2 separate regions of the Homo sapiens genome follow, and region 2 is linked to region 1. Evidence: read pairs that join two places in POLR2A ChIA-PET (ENCODE). Cell type or tissue: GM12878. All regions are shown on one strand. Each heading gives the region's core, and the rest is flanking DNA. Links, peaks and the distances in the headings are about the cores only.

Region 1 (7,949 bases), core at 1,764-4,263:
GGAGCTGACTGGGGTGGGTTGACAGCTTTTTCTGATGTGTCAATAAATCACAAATCACTGCCTGAATCACCAGAACCAACTGTCACTTTATAAATTCCAATCCACAGAAACCCATTGCCCCTTCCCCAGCGCATTCCCTTCCTAAGGCAGCTGCCAAACATAAAGCCCTGGTTCTGGGCATCCCACATGCCTCTGCGAGTCTTTGGCAGCTCGAGTGGGTGCTGGGGTGGGCGTGGGGGAGAGAGTGCGGTGCTTTCTGGGTCTTTAGAGGAGATCAACCAGTGGCCAGGAGGTCTGGCTTCTGGTCCCAGCTGAGTCCTGACTTACAGTGGGACCTTGGGCGAATCCCTTTCCCTCTGTTGGCCTGCTGCCTCTAACCAGCATTTACTGAGCTCACTGAGTGCTGCAATTGACTTGTAATATGTCTTTGAGTCCTAACAATCATTCCATAAGGCAGTTACTCGCTATTACTGTCGTCTTTTTTTGTGATGGATTTAGAAGCCTCAAACATGCAGAGGTTGAAGAACGCGCCTAAAGGTCCTAAGGCTAGCAGTGGGCAGAGCCGTGGTCTCCAACCATAGCCCTGCATGCGCAGCTGCCCATGCACTGGGCTGGGGGATTCTTTGGCGCAGTGGGAGCCTGTAACCTTTCTGCAAGGGATTTGGGGGATGGAGAGGAGACACAAATCATGGAAAGCACACTTTGGATTCCTGATCACTTAGGGAGGCCCTCAGGGTGAGTGGGGAGAAGGCAGGGGATGTCTCCACCCTGATTCCTGGAGTGAGAGCCTCCAGGGATTCCAAGTCCTGCCCAGGGCAAAGGCCAGGGGCCACTTCATGGACACCTTTGCCTCTCGAACCCCGCCAACCACAAGGTGACCATGGACTCCTCTCCCTCAAAAAATCAAGGCCCCACATGGCTGGCTCGGGCAGTCCTGCCCAGAACACAGGGGTGGCATGAATAAGCCCTGTGCCACACTGGTGCTGTGATTTGGGGGTTCAGAGAGGGTGTAGTCTCAGTACTATTTGCCCTTCACTGGGGCTCCTCTGCAGCGGGCATTGAGAACCAGGGGCCTTCCCTGGCTGCCGCAATCCCTGCAGAGACCCACAAGGAGGAGAGTCCCGGGAGGCCCTGGAAGCCTTGGTGGAGAGGGGACAAGACTCCAGTCCCTGCCACGTCATGCTTCCCAGGGACCCCAGCCAAGGTCCTAGGTTACAACTCATGGTTTCAAGAGACAGAGACCTGAATCCAACCAACTCAAGTAAAGGGGGCTTATTCAGAGGATACCGGGGCTGGTCACCACTGGGGTGCCTCAGGGACAACTGGAATAAAGGACTCAAACACCACAGGATGCTGCCTGTCCCTGCGCTCCCCATCTCTGAAGCTGCCTTCCTGCTGCTGCCTGGCCTCCTGTGCAGGGGAAGAGCAGGGCTGCCATGGCTCCAGCCATCGCCAGAGGGATATTGCCTCCCTTGCCTTAGCACCAGCCTAACGCATCCCAGACAGAGGCTGTGGTTGGCCAAACAGAGACCAGTAGCCCATTCCTGGCCCAATCAGCTTTGGCAAGGGGACAAGGCCATATGTCAGAAGCAGACCCGCCAGGCTTACCTGCATCCAGATCGATCCCAGAGAAGGAGACGCTCTGGGGACCAGGAAGCCACTCCAACTGGGGTCTGTTGGAGCCTCTCTGAGCCTTCATTTCCTCACCAGTGAATTGAAGTGATATTTGGCCAGCTCAGTGGCTCACGACTATAATCCCAGTGCTCTGGGGAGCAGAGGAAGGAGGATTGCTTGAGGCCAAGAGTTTGAGACAAGCCTGGCAACATAGTGAGATTCCATCTCCACAAAAATACAAAAAATAATTAGTTGGGCATGTGGTGCCGCTTGTAGTCCCAGCTACTCAGGAGGTTGCGGTGCAAGAATCGCTTGAACCCAGGAGTTTGAGGCTGCAGTGAGCCTTGATTGCAGCACTGCGCTCCAGCCTGGGTGACAGAGCAAGACACTGTCTCAAAACAAAACAAAACAAAGCAAAAAGGTGATAGGTACCTTCTTCATGGGCAACTGTGTGTTATTGATGAGATGGTGCATGCAGAAAGAGTGTTTGGTGGCTGAAAGGACTTGACAAAGATTAGCTTTGGATTATTGCAGCTGTTGATGGTGTTGCTAATCGAAGGACTTGCTCTGCCAAGGACTCCAGCAAGGACTGAGGTTCCTGCTATGCAGACTGTGGGTAGAGGCTTAGTGCTCCCGAGCCCTGCTTCTCCCATGGTCCCCCAGTGGCCTCCTGAGTGGGCCATGGCCCTGAGCTCAGAGGGCACCAGGACCCTCCCCAGGCCGGCTGAAGAGGCAGATTCCAGAACAGCCTCCTCCCCAGCTGGGAACACCTCCCCAGATCTCAGTTCCCTTGCCTATCAGATGGAGGACATCAGATCTGCTTTCCTCTTCTGCAGTGGTGAGGAACAAGCAAGAAGACATGAGTGGAAGGAAAAACTGATGTGTCTTATTAGCAGTTTATTGTTGTTATTAATTATCAGCTCCAGAAAACTGCTGGGATTACAAGCCTGTGTTTTCTCACATCTCTCTAAAGGCCATTACCACGAGGGGAGCCAGCAGACTTAATTTGTGAATGCTAGCTACTAAATTATGCAAAACCAGATCTGCTAATGAATTTCTCCCATGGTGGCGGCTGGTGCTGAGGAGTTTGCAGGTACACTTCTTGGAGAGAGGGGTGGAAAGGGGCCTGGGTATTCACTGTTCCACCTCCACACTCAGAACTCACCTGCCTTCACCCACCCCTGGGACAAAGGCTGCCTAAAATGTGAATTCCCAGCTGGGAGAGGCATCAAGATGGCTGAATAGATTATTTGGTCATTCAAAGTGGTTTTTGTTTTTTTCAGTTTGAATAGACTCAAATAGCTTGTCTCAGAAGGAAGAAAAAGGCTGCTGTTGAATTGAATGTAAGCCTGCAAATGACTTCTCTTTCTCTCTCTCTGCTCTATTTCCGAAAGCTATTTATAGATTAGAAGCCTGTCATTGCAAATTAGGGACATTTTCTTCCTCCCCCATCCTCTACTACTCCAGCCCCAGCTCCTTGAGGGCGGTGGTCACTGGGCAAGCCCAGCATCAGCACTGTGCAACGGGCAGCCTGTGCACATCCCCTTCTGAAGACAGCTGCCCCCTGCTTCCACTCCTGACTGTGAGCTCCTCTAGGAGAGGGGCTGGGTCCGCATGTCCAGGACCAGGCTAAGGCTGGACACAGGGTAGGCCTCATCACATCTGTGAGATGGGTGCTTCAAGGACAAGCTCAGAAACCTGCCCTGACTTATCAAGGCCAGAGAAGTTGATTCATCAGAAGGCTCCAGGCAGCTCACAGATGAAAAAGTGGGCTGTGTGGACTTTCCCAGCCTGGAGGAGGGCAGGAGTCAGGCCAGCCTGGAAACCTGGCGGCAGGAGCAGGACTTTCAGGGTCCAAATCCTCTCCAGGTGTTCTATGCCCAGTGGTTCAAATCCCACGGGGCCACACTCACTATGTAATCTCGGACACGTTTCTTAACCTCTCTGGGATTGATTTATCCTGTGTAATCGGGATCACAAAGCCTTCCTCCCCATCTCCCCATACCCAGGTGTAAGCCTGCTGCAGTCATGCTGTTCTTTGAAAAAAAAAAAAATTTTTTGAGACAGAGTCTCACTCTGTCACCCAGGCTAGAGTGCAGTGGCGTGCTCTCAGCTCACTGCAACCTCTGCCTCCCAGGTTCAAGTGAGACTCATGCCTCAACCTCCCGACTAGCTGGGATCACAGGCATGTGCCACCATGCCCCGCTAATTTTTGTATTTTTATTAGAGACGGGGTTTCACCATGCTGGCCAGGCTGGTCTCTAACACCTAACCTCAAGTGATCCACGATCCACCTGCCTTGGCCTCCCAAAGTCCTGGGATTACATGCGTGAGCCACCGCTCCCGGCCTATTCTTGAAATTTAAATGAAACTGGCAGGGACCTCAGATCCCTTGTCAATGGAAAACTGATATCCCTGTGCCCCAAGATTTCTGCGAATCCTTGGAGATTACATCCAGCCTCACTCAAATTTTTTTTTGCATTTCTGTTGAGCAACTAGATGATCCAGGCCAACCACAGTGGTTCATGCCTGTAATCCCAGCACTTTGGGATGCCAAGGCAGGTGAATCATTTGAGCCTAGGAGTTCAAGACCAGCCTGAGCAACATGGTGAAACACCTTCTCTACAAAAAGTACAAAACTTAGCTAGGCATGGTGGCATGCACCTGCAGTCACAGGTACTAGGGAGGCTGAGGTAGGAGGATCACCAGAACCTGGGGAGGTTGAGGCTGCAGTGAGCTGTGATCATGCCACTGCACTCCAGCAGACAGAGTGGGTGACAGAGTGAAGCCCTGAAGGAAAAAAAAGAAAGAGAAAGAGAGAAAGAAAGAGGTAGGGAGAAAGAGAGAGAGAGAGAGATAAAAGAGGTGGGGGGGGGAGAGAGAGAGAGAAATAAGAGAAGAAGGAGAGGAGAGGAGAGGAGGGGAGGGGAGGGGAGGGGAGAGGAAAGGGAAATTTACTTCCTAAATGGGCACCCTTCTTTAGAAGTGCCAACCACTAAAATAACAATTTTTTCACACTCAGTAAATGCAGATCAGATAAGTGCTTTGAAAACCACAAAGTACGGCCAGCATAGGAAGGTTATTAAACCCGTTCCTCTTAGTCCCATTACGGACAGCACTTCCTGGAAGGCATCTAAATGCTCTCTGCTCCAGCACTGTTGGCCTTGTAAGAGAACAGGAGCCTGTGGAATTTTCTGAAACAATCCTTTCAGGCTCCAAAGAACCCACTCCCATTATCTTGAATTAAATCCATTCCAACCATTGCCTTCCACTTTTTAAATTTTTGTTGGAAAATAATTTACATACAGAAAAGTACATCATTAACATTCACACCCGGTTCAAGACACAGAGCACACTCAGCTCCCAGAAACTTCCCTTCCAGTCACTCGCTGTCTCCAAAGCTGACCTCTAACGGCCGACATGCATGCCTGCTTCTGTATCTGTGAATGGAGTCCTACCATAGATGCTTTGCACTCAGCTTCTCCCACCCCACAAGACATTTGCAGGATTCAATCACGTGGTCGTATGTAGTTTAGATAATCATTCTCATTGTTTCATCAACGTCTCTCCTGTGGAAATAATTGTTTTTCATCTACTGTTGATGAGCATTTGGGTAGTTTCCAGTCTGGCTATCGTGACTAGCACTGCCTTGGACATTCTAGTCCATGTTTCTTTGGCACACATAGGGCTGTGTTTCTGTTGGGTATCTGCCTAGGAGTACAATTTTTGGTTCGTAGGGTAGTCATGTATTCTTTTTTTTTTTTTTTTTTTGAGACAGAATCTTGCTCTGTCACCCAGGCTCACCGCAGCCTTGAAATCATGGGCCTTGAAATCATGGGTGTCAGTGATCCTCTCCTCTTAGCCTCCTAAGTAGCTGGAACCACAGGCATGTGCTAACATGCCTGGCTAATTTTTTATTTTTATTTTTATTTTTTTGTAGAGATGAGGTCTCACTATGTTGCCCAGGCTGGTCTCAAACTCCTGAGCTAAAGCAATCCTTCTGTGTTGGCCTCGCAAAGTGCTAGGATTACAGATGTGAGCCACTAAGCCTGGCTGTGTTAATCTTTAATAGAACAAGTGCCAAATGGTTTTCATCCCATCTTTTCTTTCTTTCATGTTTTATTTATTTATTTTTGAGACAGGGTCTTGTTCTGTTGCCCAGCCTGAAGTGCAGTGGTGCAATCATGACTCACTGCAGCCTCGGCCTCCTAGGATCAACTGATCCTCCCATCTCAGCCTCCCGAGTAGCTGAGATTACAAGTGCACATCAGCATGCCTGGCTAATTTTTGTATTTTTTTTTTGTAGAAACAGGGTTTCACTATGTTGTCCAGACTAGTCTCGAACTCCTGGCCTCAATCCTTCCTGGCCTCAGCCTCCCAAAGTGCTGGGATTATAGGTGTGAGCCACCGTGCCCGGCCCGGCTTTACCCTTTCTTTAGAGTGTTTACTCTCAGATCACCTTCTGCAGGGAAGCGATGTTAAGTGGCTTGTTCCAGGCCACATGCCCAGCAGTGGTAGAGCTGAGATTTGAGCTTATGCAGGCTCCCTCTCAGAGTCTGTACTATTAATTGCCAGGCTACACTGCCTCCCTGTTTCTGAGAAGAGTCTAATGTACCATATAAAGTTGTGTGCAGTGAAAACCTCCTGAAAAGGAGCCCTGAGCTTAGGGCTCCTTAGGGGTTGTGTGGAATATTTTATTTTTATTTATTTATTTATTTATTTTTGAGAGTGTCTCGCTCTGTCACGCGGGCTGAAGTGCAGTGGCGCCATCTGGGCTCACTGCAACCTCTGCCTCCCAGGTTCAAGTGATTCTCGTGCCTCAGCCTCCTGAGTAGCTGGGATTAACAGGCATGTACCACCACACCCAGCTAATTTTAGTATTTTTAGTAGAGACAGGGTTTTGCCATGTTGCCCAGGCTGGTCTCAACTCCTGGAGCAATCTATCTGCCTTGGCCTCCCAAAGTGCTGGGATTACAGGCCTGAGCTGCCGTGCCCAGCCGGGGAGCAGAATATTTTATAATGGGCAGTGGGCACATCTGCTTTTCGCTCCAGGAGGAAACATTAACACTCACCTCTAAGGTTGTTTGTTGTACAAACATCCTAGAAAGATCACCTAGAACCAAGGCACCCTCTGCTCACGAGATGTGCAGACATGTGAGGCCCATGGAGGATTGTCTCCTAACAGCTGCCCCAGCCTGGACTTTGGGCTGCAGCCACATCTAACATCTGCTGCCTCCATCACCAGCAGAGATGCCGCGGCTGCCTACAGAGCCAGAGGGAAGGGAGACTGTCGTGCCATCTGGAGGCAGCCCATGAGCAGCTATGGGGCCAGTCGCCACCAGGCCTGTGGGCCCTGGAAAGACTATGGGCTTTGGCAGGGCGCGGTGGCTCATGCCTGTAATCCCAGCACTTTAAGAGGCCAAGGGCAGATCACCTGAGGTCAAAAGTTCAAGACCAGCTTCGCCAGCATGGTGAAACCCCATCTCTACTAAAAATACAAAAATTAGCTGGGTGTGGTGGCACATGCCTGTAATCCCAGCTACTTGGGAGGCTGAGGCAGAAGAATTGCTTGAACCTAGCAGGTGGAGGTTGCAGTGAACAGAGATCGCGCCACTGCACTCCAGCCTGGGCAACAGAGCGAGACTCTGTTTCAGAAAAAAAAAAAAAAAAACAAGACTGTGGGTTCTGAGGGCACCAGCTGCTCCCATCCAGGGCCACACCCAGGCCTCCAGGAAATAGCCATTGTCCCCTCTGCCCTCTGCCTCCCCCTGAGGTATCCTCTGCCTCTTCTGGACCTTCTCTTTCTCGCTTTATTCTCTCTTCATTGCTTTGCCTTTCCTGCTGGCTTTTTGCAGATCTCTCTCTCTCTCTTCCTCTCTTGATGATTTTATCTCTGGGGCTGTATGCAAACTTTAGAAAACAAACTAAACACATGCACACCACGCATATGAGAAAAGAAGAAAGCGAGGATCACCCACAATCCCCCCACCCAGAAATAACCACAGTGAACATTTTGGTCAGCATCTCCCCAAAGGTTTCTCTTTTTTTTTTTTTTTTTTTTTTTTTTTGAGACAGAGTCTCGCTGTTGCCAGGGCTGGAATGCTGTGGCGCGATCTCGGCTCGCTGCAAGCTCCACCTCCTAGGTTCACGCCATTCTCCTGCCTCAGCTTCCTGAGTAGCTGGGACTACAGGCACCCACCACCATGCCCGGCTAATTTTTTGTATTTTTAGTAGAGACAGGGTTTCATCGTGTTGGTCAGGATGGTCTCGATCTCCTGACCTCGTGATCCGCCCACGTCAGCCTGCCAAAGTGCTGGGATTACAGGCGTGAGCCA
Region 2 (7,949 bases), core at 1,845-4,344, 1.1 Mb before region 1:
CTGTAGGCTTCTTCATTCTGTTACGGTAGGCCCATGTGCTATTTACACGAGAAAACGATACACACACACACTGACTGGGTATCAGGTGATATTGAGCATGGAGTGCTTGCTGTCTTTACTGATGGTCTACCATTGATTTTTTTTGTACTTAGTAAATGCCAGGTGCTTTGCATACATCTGGCATTTTAGCCCCAGAGCAACCCTGAGAGGTGGAAACTATTGAAAGATTACGGCACTGGTCCCAGGCCAAGAAACTAGTAGCCATGATTGCCTCCTCTCTGCTGCTATGTTCCTAACCATGGGGCTCTACCGTTGCTGCTCTGAGCTTTGAGAAATAACCGCCACCCTAACCATGGGTGTGTTTAGAGAAAGGCCTTAGGCAGCTTTGCACAGTGTCGGGGCGGGGGTTCCCACTGCAGCTGTGCACACCCACCCTGGGGGAAAGCAGGAGGACAGCCATGATTCCAGCCTCCTAGGAGACCTGCCCGGCTCCCTGCTGTTCCTGGGGTGAGCTGGGGTTCCTAGCAGGTAGCATGGTGGGTATTGGGTGAGGGCAAAGGGTTGCAAATCAGAGAAATTTGCATTAGAGCCCCAGCTCTGCCACAACTAGCTGAAGGACCTTGGAGAAGTCAGAGAGGTGCTGCAAACCTCAGTTTCCTCTCTCCTTAATGGTAATCATTGAAATATATGCCTCACCTGTTTCAGAGGGCTTGTGAGGATCAGGGAGACTACACAACCAATGCTTGTTGGTTAAAAATGGAATAAGCTGTTATGCAAGAGTTTCCATAAAAATCATAACTAAAAATAATCATTTATCATGATCCTAGACCTGCCCAGCCAGTGGGATAGTTATTGTAGATCTGAAAGAGAATCCCCCAAATTATAAAATATTTAGCCCACAAACCCTGAACTTGCTTTCACCTGTGCACAGGATTATGCTCCTAGACGTGCCCAGCCAGTGGGTTAGTTATTGTAGATCTGAAAGAGAATCCTCCAAATAAAATATTCAGCCCACAAACCCTAGACTTGCTTTCACCTGTGCACAGGTTTGTTGGTTTTCACGCTCAGATCCTAGTTTTAGAAATAATTGCTGTGGCCACAGTGTGGAGGGTGAATGGAGCTACAGAAAGGTCAGGGCAGACTATAGAGCAGGAGTCCCTTGAAATCTACAGTCTGTGTGAGAGAATTAATGAGGACCAGACGTAGGCAGCAGCAGTGGGAACAGAAGAGAGGTGTGGATTTGAGAGCCATTTCCAAGGTAGTGTCATCAGGGTTTCACTTCCCACGTCTGGTGGAATTTTGGGTGTTGGGGGATGGGAGAGGCAAAGGATGATTTCAAGGTGGAGAGCGATGTGAAGAGAGATACGTGTGGTGCAGGAGGAGAAGCGGTTTGGGGAATAAGAATACGAGTTTAGTTTCGGATGTTTCAGTTCTGTTCAACAAGTCGGCTGATGGTGTCCGTGGACAGTGGCAAATGCGGGTGTGGGAATGTACTGGGGCAGGAGAGCTGGACTCTGTGCAGGGGCAGGTGTGGCTCTGGGAGCTGACACTGTGCCCTAGAGAGCTGGGAGAGCTGGACTCTTGCTGCTGTCTTTCACTGTTCCCGTGGTGACCCTGAGGAAGCGAAATTGTTAGGGTGTCCAGGTTCTTGAAGGGTGTCCAAGTTCTTGATGTCCTGAGCAAAGAATTGGACAAAACGCACAAAGCAAGGAAAGAAAGAAGCAACAAAAGCAGAGATTTATTAAAAATGAAAGTACACTCCCACAGGATGGGAGCAAGCCTGAGCATAGGGGCTCAAAGCTCAGTTACAGAATTTTCTGGGGTTTAAATACCCTCTAGAGGTTTCCCATTGGCCACTTGGTGTACGCCCCATGCAAATGAAGTAGTGGCCCATGATCAGTCTGACTGGTTGCAGAAAGCGACTAATCAGAGGCTGAAGTGAAGTTACAGTTACTCCTATACAAATGAAGACTTGGCCTGCCACCAGCCTGATTGGTTGTGGGAGGGGACTAATCAAAGGTACATCTGTCATCCAGAAAAAGGGGCAGGTGTGCAAGGAGAGTAGCCTTTGAGCCTTTTGTTACCTAGGCGGGGAAAGTTGGGGTTTTCATTTTGATTTAGTTCTAGGAAGTCAGCGTGAATTGGCCTTAGGTTCCCTGCCTCCAGACCCTCTTCTCCTGTCTCCAAATGAAATGGTCTGAGTCTCCAAACTCAAGGGTTTATTGTGATGACCAAATACAAATAATTTCTGAGAGTCATTTACAGGATAAAAGCAAGTCCTGGATGTCATGCTTACAGTGGATTCTTTGGGCTCATGTTCCTTTTTGTCATTCCTGTATTTGATCATTGCTCTTGTCTGTCCTCCTGTTTATGCAGTTGATTTACTTAGTAAAAGCTCTTTCCCTGCTCTGTACCCACCCCTCTAGCTATAAAGACTAGACAGACCAGAGCTCGTCCTGCTTGAATTATCCAAGTGTTTCCAAACAACTCACTTTAGCTCTGCACTAATGAGACTTCCCTCCTCACTGCCCTGGGTTTGTTTTGGCTGAGAGTCTGGAGGTTTGATTGTCTTCTCTCTCGGGGGCCAGCCAGCTGCTGTAAACACCCGAGGTCCCTGGTCTCCTGCTCACCAGGGCTCCTGGAGCTTCCACATAAAGGGGAGCTGCATCCCGTGGGTGTTTGGTTTTAAAGTCAGCTATAATGACGTTCATTCAAAATTACCTTTGAAAATGCCTTTAGAAGGCCACATGTTGGCAGTTGACACACCGGGTTTTCTTCCAGAGTTAGATCAGATCACTTTTTCTCTGGCTGGGCACCAAAAAGTGGTTGGCTGATACTTAGGGGCTGTGCTGTATGAGAAATTTTGGTTTTAGAAGACTAGAATCACGCCTTGTGGAGCGAGACTTTCCTGATATGAGAAACACAGCACCGTGGCCAAACGAAGGTGCCGCTGACTCATGGTTCTCACGCCTCCGCCATTCCCACACCTGGGGCAGGCACCACTGCAGAATGGCAGGCTGCTCTTCATCCCCAGTTAGATGGCACCGTCTCTGACTTAAGCACTGTGCTGAGTGCCTAGTTGGCTCTGTATGTGTGAGGGCAAGCCTGATGAGACCTCACTTTGTGGCCCACCTGGCCCCTTTCAATTTTCTTCCAGCATTTTCCACAGAGGAGTCCAGGAGCTCAAGAAGGTGGAGAATGTCAGCCGGTCACCCTGGTTCACCCACATCACCTCCTCCATGCAGGGCCTGGGCATCATTCACGCCTATGGCAAGAAGGAGAGCTGCATCACCTAGTGAGTCCCATGTGGGGCCCTGCCCCAGGCCCCCATGCTTCATGCCTGACTCCGATGGGGAGTGCACAGGAGGAGGGAAGTCTGGGCTGCTGGGGACTGATCACAGACAAAGAGCTGGAAGAATCAGGAGGAGTCCTTGAAGACACTTGGCCTCACAGCCTCTCTTCCAGCATCTTGGGCCCCAGAAGATGTGAATGAGGGGAGCTTGTTCAATGACAACCTCATTTGTTCTATTTTTCATTCTAAAAGTAAAAATGTGTTTGATTCAGGAAGATAGGGAAAAGAAGAAAAAAGAAGAAAAAAATCACTTACAGCCCCTCCCCAAACCCAAACCTATTAATTTTTTCATGTTTCCTTCCATTTTTTGTTCTTTTTTTCTATTCATGGCGTCTTCTTTTTCTTCTTATTTATAATCATTTCTTAAATTTATTTAACAGTTTGAAATAGCCTGTTTCATGTTATTACACGAGTCTTGTAAAAATAATTTCTAAAGGCCACCTTTCATTTCACTTAGCATTTTCTTCTTTTTAAAATATGGGGACTACATTAGTAAATCTCTCTGGCATCTTCCAGCTTCAAACTTCTAAAATATGACATAAAATGTATAAATCAGACTGGGCGCGGTGGCTCACGCCTGTAATTCCAGCACTTTGGAAGGCCGAGGTGGGTGGATCATGTGAGGTCAGGAGTTTGAGACCAGCCTGGCCAACATGACGAAACCCCATCTCTACTAAAAATACAAAAATTAGCTGGGTGTGGTGGTGGGCACCTGTAATGTCAGCTACTTGGGAGGCTGAGGCAGGAGAATCACTTGAACCTGGGAGGCAGAGGTTACAGTGAGCTGAGATTGTGCTACTGCTCTCTAGCCTGGGCAACAGAGTGAGACTCTGTCTCAAAAAAAAAAAAAAAGAAAAAGGATAAATCACAGTAGGCTCACTGCAGTAACAATAAGCCCAAATCTTAGGGAGATCATGCAATAAATTTTTATTTTTCCTGATGTCACAATTTAGTGAAGGTCCATGGGGCAACAGTAGGTGATTGTACTCCACACTCAGGCATAGTCTGTTTCTATCTGGGGCTCTTCTGTCCCAAGGCCCTGAGGTATTCTCTCGGATCTTCTGTGTTAGGCCGGAAGACAAGGCGAGAGGCCAGGAAGGAGGACCCAGGGGGATTTTATGGTCCAACCCTAGCGAAGTGTCCCAAGATTTCTGCACATTCCTTGGCCACATTGGAGTCACATGGGCTCACCTAACGCAAGGGAGGCTGGGAAATGTAGTCCAGCTGTGTCCAAAGGAGGAAAAGAAAATGGAGTTTGGTGAATCCATAGCAGCCTTTCCCACTTTCTGTCTTTTCCTTCCTTAAAATGCCAACACACCCTTCAGAGAGAAAGAATTAGATGCAGTTCTAAAGGGTGCATCGAATGCATTCTAAGTTTGGAATTGCATTAAATTTATTTATTTTTATTTTTATTTTTTGAGACAGAGTCTTGCTCTGTCACCCAGGCTGGAGTGCAATGGCATCATCTCGGCTCATTGCAACTTCTATCTCCTGGGTTCAAGCGATTCTCTTGCCTCAGCCTCCCAAGTAACTGGGGCCCAGCTAATTTTTGTATTTTTAGTAGAGACAGCATTTCACCATGTTGGCCAGGCTGGTCTCAAACTCCTGACCTCAAGTGATCCACCTGCCTTGGCCTCCAAGAGTGCGGGGATTATAGTGAGCCACTGCAACCAGCCTGGAATTGCATTAAATTTAGAATTGCCTCTAATTCTCTCTCTCACGCCCCCTCCATTTTACCACCCAGGATCTCAGAGTAGACTTGACATCACACCTTGTCTTTAGTTCAGTCAGCACCTAGTCCGGACCCTAGTTTGACCTGAACATCGTTTGTCAAGAGTCCTGCCTCACACATAGACACTTCCAAAGTCCTGGCCATGAGGAAAGCCCATGGAGCCATTAGTCTACTCACCCACAACAAACACACATGCAAACTTTGTCTTCCCACAGCTTCTACTCCAAGATTTCTGAGAGAATCCTATAGGGAGCCAAGAATGACTGATGGGGGTTCCCTTCTTTTAATAGTTTCTTTCCAAAGGGCTTGGGTTTCTGACGTGTATTGCATTTGCCACCAGACAAAAATGCTACAGCTTAAAAAATGTAAAAAGATTAGAGGTCAAATTCCAATTTGATCCCAGCTAGTGATTTTGTTTCTATGCAATCTAACCAACCACACGGATAAGACCACAGGTGACTTCCAGGTCATGGAGGCTGTCAGTTGAATTTGTATGCTGTATAGCTACATGATAGAAACAGCACTGTGTTTTGAAGAATATTTTGACTAAGCTCTGGGGAAAATAAGTTAGAGTTGAAACAGAGAGGAGGAGAGGGCAGCAGAGCCCAGGGCGGCTGGTCAGAGGGGCTTCCAGGCAGAACTCTGGGAGGCCTTCCAGGACAGCATGGAGCAGCAGTGCCTGAGGCCATTCACAGCTATGCCAGGGGAGGAATTGTACCTCCTTAGGGCTTTAAGCGTGGAAGGGTTTTCATTTTTCCCCCAGTAGTTTCTACCAGCTGTTCTCATGAAGCCCTTCCCCACTAGATCAGGGAAGCCACAGTGGCAATTGAATCTGATGTCTCTTTTGGTTAATGGTCAGCTCAGTGCGGTGAAAATTTCAATCTTGAATATATTCAAGCCACAGGTCTCTTTCCCCCAGAGGCTTGGTGTGGCAAGGCTATGCTGTGTGTGTGTGTGTGTGTGTGTGTGTGTGTGTGTGTGTGTGTGTGTGTCAGGTGGGGCAGGCTTGCAATTGAGAAGCACCTGCTCTGTGCTTTTAAACACCCTCTTCCTTTTCTCCAGGCCTGGCTCTCTGATGCCCATGTGGGGGAACTGGGGAGGGGACAGCAGGAAGAACACATCCTTGGGTGACTGGCACCTCTGGGCCATTCTCTCCTTTCTGCTATCCTTTCCTGCTGCTGCAATGCACTGTGCAGATGTGGGACAGCAGCTTGGAGGCCCCAGTAGGGCCAGAACCCCAGGAGTTCTGCCAGCATTGCTGCATCGGTAGGAGTTGCTGGGTCTTCCTGTGAGTTCTGCCTGGCAGCCCTCACACTGCACTCCTCTGATGTGGAGGCCCCTTTGCTTCATGCCAGGGACCGTCACATCAAGACTGCAGCCTCCAAGGTCATCTTCCTTCTGCTATCTCAGCCCTAGGAACTGTGGAGCTGATGGGATCCACCTTGCATACATCTGGGGAATGCGGAACTCCAGGGGGTGGGTCTTGCCCCCATCCCCTGGCTGTGTCATCTCCCTGTCACTCCGCTCTGTGCTTCTTCCCCCCTCTCCAAGCCCTTTGGCTCCGTGGACGTGCAGCAGGGATGCAAGGTGTCAGCTTCCTGTCCTTGAAGAAGCTCCCAGCTTTATAAGCAATTGTCTTCAATCTTCTTTCTCTGATTCAGGGAGGGAAACCTAACATGCACCCTCCCTTCCCTCCTCTACAGTCACAAACATTGATTTCCCTAAAGGTGACCTCCTCCACAACCCACCCCCACCCTTTCTATAGATCAAGGGGGCCAATTGTCAATTCCACAAAGCCTTTGAGGGTGACTGACTCCACGATAGGGATCCTTTGGAGTCAGAATGTGAAGCACTCGGCACCTCTTCTTCTCAGCTGTAGATTCTAGCTGCCAGTTCTGGGAAAGACAGAAAGAGCCACTTAGCACCCTACTCTATTGCCACATGAGATTTCCCAAAATATGTGCAAATCAAAGATGTCTAGAGTGGCAGATTTTTAAGAGCATGAATATATGTTCATTTTTGTAAGAGTTTGCTATGTGAGAGTGTGTTCCCTTGATTAAAAATTCCTTGGCCTCATTTCTCCAGTCACCCTAACCTTAAGTCTACAGCACAACCTGATCTCCTGCTTTTTCTGATTTTCTTGACTGTAGGTTTAAGACGCTAAACGACGAAAACTCCAGTCACCTCCTCTACTTTAACTGTGCTCTCAGGTGGTTTGCGCTGAGAATGGATGTCCTCATGAACATCCTTACCTTCACTGTGGCCTTGTTGGTGACCCTGAGTTTCTCCTCCATCAGTACTTCATCCAAAGGCCTGTCATTGTCATACATCATCCAGGTAATGCCTGGTGCAAAGTTGGGCTTAGTCTGGAGGCTCCGGCCTGTAATACATCAGCGAGGGTGCTTTTGGATGGACACAACAAAAACCCCAACTCGAATGGGTTTAAATGAGAAAGGGAGCTTAGTGGCTCACATCATTAAAAAGTAGGATGGTTGTGTGGACTTCAGGCACAGTGGGATCATGTCTCTGAGCTTTGCCCATGCCCTGTGATGACTTTCCTCATAGGTGACCAGCAGCCTCTGGGGTCTACAGCAAAGAGGAAGCAGAAAGAAAGCATTTCCTGGCCCAGCCACGGAGGCAGAAGCCTGGAGCTTTACTGTTATTGGAGGAAAGCATTTCCTGCCCCAGCCATGGAGGCAAAAGCCTGGAGCATTACTATTATTGGATTAATTTAGGCATCCCAAAACTAATTAGTGGTTTGATGGGATACGGATCATTGGTTAGGCTAGGGTTGGAGTTACACCCATTTCCAACTTTAAGTCACATAGCTACTCCACAGTGGAGGGAGTGAAATGAATGCTGGGG

What was found. ChIA-PET counts read pairs that join two places held together with the same protein. Peaks named below come from ENCODE experiments on the same cell type or tissue, not always from the same donor. Only the 100,000 strongest peaks of a DNase experiment are listed, where the experiment ranks them.
Region 2: POLR2A ChIA-PET joins it to region 1 with 5 read pairs; 2 of 35 experiments call an interaction of 5 or more read pairs at or near these places.

Annotation. Positions count from the first base shown.
Region 1 is chr16:47,042,328-47,050,276 of GRCh38, reverse strand. No RefSeq gene overlaps it. Among named protein-coding and RNA genes, the nearest start is that of DNAJA2-DT, 73 kb to the right of the region's middle. RefSeq lists enhancers at 3,203-3,252, 3,263-3,342. In GM12878, for the core only: no CTCF peak of the experiment used is centred there; a DNase peak (open chromatin) is centred at 2,906; H3K4me3 peaks cover 264 bases; H3K27ac peaks cover 1,174 bases.
Region 2 is chr16:48,096,218-48,104,166 of GRCh38, reverse strand. It overlaps ABCC12 (ATP binding cassette subfamily C member 12), which reads left to right. Exons shown (of 31, transcript NM_001393797.1): 22 at 1-25; 23 at 3,158-3,295; 24 at 7,265-7,421. Among named protein-coding and RNA genes, the nearest start is that of ABCC12, 56 kb to the left of the region's middle. RefSeq lists an enhancer at 2,574-3,273. In GM12878, for the core only: no CTCF peak of the experiment used is centred there; a DNase peak (open chromatin) is centred at 2,876; H3K27ac peaks cover 856 bases.